Regions from separate parts of the Homo sapiens genome. Here region 2 is linked to region 1. Evidence: chromatin contacts called from ENCODE Hi-C or POLR2A ChIA-PET data. All regions are on one chromosome and are shown on one strand. Each heading gives the region's core, a stretch centred on a gene start or an enhancer-like site at or near the end of the contact. The rest is flanking DNA. Distances are from core to core; before and after follow the strand shown.

What was found. Hi-C counts contacts between places; a loop is a spot of excess contacts on that map. ChIA-PET counts read pairs that join two places held with the same protein, here RNA polymerase II (POLR2A). Pooled maps may share reads with other maps.
Region 2: a loop to region 1 is called in a pooled map, with 2.4 times the contacts of the local background. The contact joins the promoter of SMIM26 here to the enhancer-like site in region 1. A Hi-C loop is called at or near these places in 1 of 50 pooled maps. POLR2A ChIA-PET finds 5 or more read pairs at or near these places in 2 of 52 experiments (HEK293T and activated naive CD4-positive, alpha-beta T cell).

The regions. Positions count from the first base shown.
Region 1 is chr20:17,942,022-17,944,975 of GRCh38, reverse strand. It overlaps SNX5 (sorting nexin 5), which reads left to right. Exons shown (of 13, transcript NM_014426.4): 12 at 1,781-1,866; 13 at 2,569-2,954. The coding sequence ends at 2,619. Among named protein-coding and RNA genes, the nearest start is that of SNORD17, 19 kb to the left of the region's middle. Within about 2 kb of position 1,400, at least 2 of the 41 ENCODE cell types and tissues checked have a DNase peak (open chromatin) inside an H3K27ac peak, as active enhancers do.
Region 2 is chr20:18,565,865-18,568,818 of GRCh38, reverse strand. SMIM26 (small integral membrane protein 26) reads right to left here and starts at 1,387. Exons shown (of 2, transcript NM_001348957.2): 1 at 1,223-1,387. The coding sequence starts at 1,340. RefSeq lists a silencer at 1,254-1,536 and an enhancer at 1,600-1,699.

The DNA.
Region 1 (2,954 bases), core at 151-2,650:
AAGACAGAACTTGATGTCACAAATTCAATGAAGGAATTAGGGCGGACATGCATATTCTTGGTTTGTTCCAATTTCCAATGGGTCATTAATGCCGAATTCTGATGGCAATAGGAGTAGATGAAATGAAAAAGGGCTGGGTGCAGTGGCTCACGCCTGTAATCCCAGCACTTTGGGAGGCTGAGGCGGGCGGATCACGAGGTCAGGAGATCGAGACCATCCTGGCTAACACAGGGAAACCCCGTCTCTACTAAAAATACAAAAAATTAGCCGGGTGTGGTGGCGGGCGCCTGTAGTCCCAGCTACTCGGGAGGCTGAGGCAGGAGAATGGCGTGAACCCAGGAGTCAGAGCTTGCAGTGAGCCGAGATCCCGCCACTGCACTCCAGCCTGGGCAACAGAGCAAGATTCCGTCTCAAGAAAAAAAAAGAAAAAGGAGTAGATGAAAAGGAAGCATGCCCTAAAGATCATCAAGTAAACCTGTCTTGAATACGTGTAGCAGTTTTTCACTGTTTTGGATTTAAAAATGTTTTAAGTTTTATTTTTAATCGACAAGTCATTGTATTGCATTTGTGGAATACAGTGTGATGCTTTGCAGGTACATAATGTGAAATTATTAGATCAAGCTAATTAACATCTTTCATTTTTTTCAGTGGTAATACATTTGAAATTTGCTGTTTCAATATATATTATTGACTGTAGTCACCCTGTTGTGCAGTAGATCTCAAAATTTATTCCTTGAGTTTAGCTGCAGCCTTCTACCCATTCTCTTTCCCACCTTCCCCAGCACCCCACCCTCATCCTCTGATAACCATCATTCTGTTCTCTACTTCTAGGAGTTCAACTTAAGATTTTACCTGTAAGTGAGATCATGTAATGTTTGTCTTTCTGTGCCTGGTTTATTTTATTTGGCATAATGTCCTCTAAGATCCATCCACATTGTCCCATATGAGAGAATTTTGTTATTTTAAAAGGCCGGATAGTATAATGTATCTATACTACATTGTCTTCATCCACTGATGGATAATTCTCAATTGATTTTGTATTTTGGCTATTGTAAATAATGCTGCAGTGAACATGGAAGTACGGATATCCCATTGAGATACTGATTTCAGTTCCTTTTATATTCCCAGAAGTGGGTTTGCTGGATCATATGGTAATTCTATTTTTAGTTTTTTGAGGAACCTCTATACCATTTTCCATGGTGGCTGTACTAATTTACATTCCCAGCAACGGTGTAGAAGAGTTCACTTTTCTCTGCATTGTTGCTAACACTGATCTTTCATCTATTTGAGAAAATGCATTCTAGCAGGTGTGAGGTAATCTCATTGTGGTTTTAATTTGCATTTCCCTAATGGCTAGTGCTGCTGAACGTTGTTTGCATGAACCTGGTATGTCTTCTTTTGAGAAGCATTTTCACAAGCCATTGGTGAAGTATGTGGCTCACCACCACCCATACTCCAGCCCTGTTCCCAGTCACTGGTACCTAGAGGGTGAGAGTGAGGCTGCTCATCAACGTGTTCTCCAAGTCATAAGCTGCTGCTCTCCCACTCACGATGCTTGGTGATTCAGTGATGTTTTCCACTTAAAGACAGTGATAGCTGTATCACCACAGTTAATAGATGTCTGATGTGTCCCAGTCACAGAGATAATACAAATGTGAGGAAATAATGCTGGTGCCTGAAAGCATTGGAGACCATTTGTAAGAATGCCATTTGGTAGTTAAAGTGAACATGAAAATTGTTTAGTTTTTCTTGGTTTCATAAACATTTTTTCTTCCTGTAGAACTGATAAATTTCAAACGGAAGAGAGTGGCAGCATTTAGAAAGAATCTAATTGAAATGTCTGAACTGGAAATAAAACATGCCAGGGTAAGTGTTTTCTACAGATGAAGCCAACATCTTTTATGGTTTTTTCCAAGTTATTTCCCAGTTTACTAACCCATTGTCATCAGGCAGTTGGGGTGGCCTTGTGGTATTAATCGTCTGTAGTACTTAGTTGATGGGAGCCACTCATTGTTTATTTGTAGTCTTGTTTATAATGTCACCCATGACTAATTTTTAGCAACTTTTTTTTTTTTTTTTTAATAGAGATGGGGTTTCACCATTTTGGCCAGGCTGGACTTGAACCCCTGACCTCAGGTGATCCACCTGCCTTGGCCTCCCAAAGTGCTGGGATTACAGGTGTGAGCTAAAGCTCCCAGCCCTAATTTCTAGCAACTTTTATTCAATCTTTCCAAGGCCCTTGCCTTCATGGAACAACGCACTGATAGTGTCTTAAGAAGTTACAGTAAGCAGGATCACATTTAGGAGCAAGCAGGTGAGGGCAGAGGTGCTGGAGTGAACGTCGGCTCTTTGGCTGGTAGCCTTACCCACTGAGGGAGAGGAGCTGAAACATGAAATGGGGATGCGTGGTACGTTGCAGTTCACCTGGGATTTGATGAAGAGAAGGGCCAGCTTGCTCTGGCTGACTTTAAACCTCCCGTGAAAAGCCGTGTTGGTGTACTTGAGTCATTCCAGGTATATGGCAAGTTTTAATAATTCACTGGTCTGCCTTGCCTTTTTTCCCCACAGAACAATGTCTCCCTTTTGCAGAGCTGTATTGACTTGTTCAAGAATAACTGATATGCCTTCACTCAGAAGAAAAGAAATGAATGTGAAAGAAAGCCAAGCATCACTTGCACTTAAATCATTACCACGGAAGATATATTAGCTTCAACTTTAGTTTAAAATTATGTGAATAAATATTTTGATTTCTACAAATCTTAACATTTAACCATGTTGGTTTAAAAATATTATTGCTTGCTACTTGGACATAACTAATTTTTCCTTGTGCATTTAATACCTCTGGGCAGAATCCAAATACTGGGTTCTCCCGTAGTTCGTCTTTAGTTACTAAGAAAGGGTGTAGGACACATTAGCCTTCTGGAAACAAGTAGAAGCCATCACCTGGCCCATGT
Region 2 (2,954 bases), core at 138-2,637, 620 kb before region 1:
GGCGACAGAGCTAGACTCTGTCTCAAAAAAAAAATAAAACAATTCGCCGGGCAGCAGTGGCCTGCGCCTGCAATCCCAGCTACTCGGGAGGCTGAGGCAGGAGAATCACTTGAGCCCGGAGACGCAGGTTGTGGTGAGCCGAGATCATGCCACTGCACTCAAGCCTGGGCGACAGGGTGAGACCTTGTCAAAAAGAAAAAAAAAAAGAACGAAAGAAAGAAAACATAAATATGGACATTAAAATATTTTTACTTTATATATAAATGTAAAGTATTTTTACCATATATTACATATAAAGTAAATATAAAATATTATATATAAAAATTTCTTTTTCTTTTGGTAGAGATGGGGGTCTCCCCATGTTGCCCAGGCTGGTCCCGAACCCCTGGGCTCAAGCAATCTCCCACCTCGGCCTCCCAAAGTTATGGGATTACAGGCGTGAGCCACTGCACCCGGCCAAAATGTTTTTAAATGCTTAATGCTGGACACATGTACTTTCAGGCCACTGACAGCTTCATCACCAAATGTAATCTTCAGCATAGTTTTTACACAACAACTTTACTGAGATATAATTAACATATACGATTAACCCACTTAAAATATACAATTTAATGTTTTTAGTATATTCAGATTTGTGCAACCAGCACCACAATCAATTTAAAAATACTTTCATCCACAAAAGGAATCCATACCTTTGGCAGTCATTCCCCAACTCCCCAACCCCTCAGCCCCTAGCAACCACACTAATCAACTTAATGTCTCTACAGATTTCCAGCATATTTTTCAAAGCTGAGAGACTTTTCTCCCTTTGCGCTTAGTAACTGGAAGATTTTAATACGCCTTGGCTGCTAAAAGTACTGAAATTGCTCGCCATATACGATGAGGGACAGTAGTACTGAAGCATCACTCTTTAAAAATCACCGGCCAGAGTCTCTGAAAGTCCACCTTGCACTTTACACAGATTCCTCCAATTCTGAATATGGGGACGGCCCTATCCAGTAAATGATTCAGATTTAGGAAACAATATTTACAAGGTATTAATAATTCCTGGAGTCTAGTTCTTTGCAGATTCCATTATAACAAACGGCTGTTAGCACCCGTTTCAATTAGTTTTGCAGAATAAACCTGGGATTTAAAGGACAGGGAAGTTGTTTCCATGACCCCCGGGGAACTCTCATCGAAGGCCGTGTGTTCCGGGGCAGGCCCCGCCGAAGAGCCCTACCTGACGACTTCGCCATTGTCCGGCTATAGTAAAGCAGTGAGCCCAACACAGACCAGGTGCCGATCCCGTAGACCACCGACATCCGCCGGTACCAGGCCGTGAACTCATTTCGATACATGGGTACGCCAGCGAGTGCCTCGATTCTCGCAGGCCCACGGCAGAGGCGGGACTTCCGGTGAGGGCGTCGCTGCGGTCCCTGCCGCCGGAACCATTAAGGAGCCGCCAGTTTTCAGCGTCCGCTTCCGGCTCTGCCCCGATGCACCTTGGGGCCTCTGGCCCGGAAAGTCGCTCAGGTGTCCGGACTTTCGGGTGTAGAACTGTGGGCGTGCGATACTTTTTACCACGTGACGAGGACTAAATGACAACTTAGAGGAGAAGCTTCTCACTTGCAAAATTGTAATGCCTTCGTGGGCTCCAGACGGTATCCGAAAAGGTTACTTCCAATTCCTCTTCCAGTTTTCAGATTTGCAGGGATACCGCTTGTCTCTCCCCGCAACTCTTCTTTTCCTCCATTTTTCTTTCCGGAACTCTGGGTGAACTTTAAATACTTCCAGGCCAAAGCTAATCCCTCCACTAGGCTCTGGGTACTATTTTTTCCAGCCTCAGTGGCCTTTCCCCTCATTGACACCCTAAGTCCTCCCCCATCTTCATTATTGACGTTTATCCTTCATACAAACGTGCCCATGTCTCAAAAACAAAAAATCTCCTTCGACTCCGACCACCTCCAGCTTTTGTCTTATGCATACATTTTTTAAAGCAAGATGCCCTCAATAGACTGAACAACTTAAGAGCAAGTGTGATGTGCTTGGCACAAGGTAGGCCCGGTAAATTAACGTTAAGTACTTTTCAGCCACACTCAAACTTGGTTTCGAAAGCATTTGCCACCACTGACCCCACCTGCACCTTTCATGGCTTCAGAAACATCATTTTCCCTGGTATCCTTCAGGGTTCTTTTCACCTTGCCCACCCTTTAAAAACTGATGTTCTGCCCTACAGAAATAGATAAAAAACTTAACTCTGAATGGATCGCTGACTTAAATGTAAAAGCTAAAACTATTTAATATAAGCCTAGAAAAAAACCAGGAGAATATGTTTGCCATCTTGGAATAAGCACAGAATTCTTAGAATAAAAAAGGCATCCCAAGCGGGGTGGCTCATGCCTGTAACCCCAGCACTTTGGGAGGTAGAGCAGGGAGGATTGCTTGAACCCAAGAGTTCCAGACCAGCAAGGCCAACATAGTGAGACCCCATCTCATTTTATATATATATGCATAAAGCGAAAATGGATAAATAGGGCTTTTAAAAAAAAATTAAAATTTTTGCTCTTTGAAGGTCACAGTTGAGAAAATGAAAAGCCAAGCCACAGAATAAAATATTCATAATAACATATATCTAACAAAAGGACTTGGATCCAGAATATATGAGGACGCTTTACAACTCAGTTATAAAAATACAGCCCAACTAAAAACCAGGCAATAAATTTGAATAGAACGAAAGAAGATATACAAATGACCAATAAGCACAGTAGCATCATTAGTCATCACAGAAATGGACATTAAAAGAATACAATAAGAGACCATTACACACCTACTAGAATGGCTAAAATCAGATTGAGAATGCCAAGAGCTGTAAGGATTTGGAATAATTGGAACTGTTATTGATGGGAACATAAAATGTTACAATCTCTTTGCAAAACTTAGTTTTTAAAAAGTTGAACATATGCCTACCATAT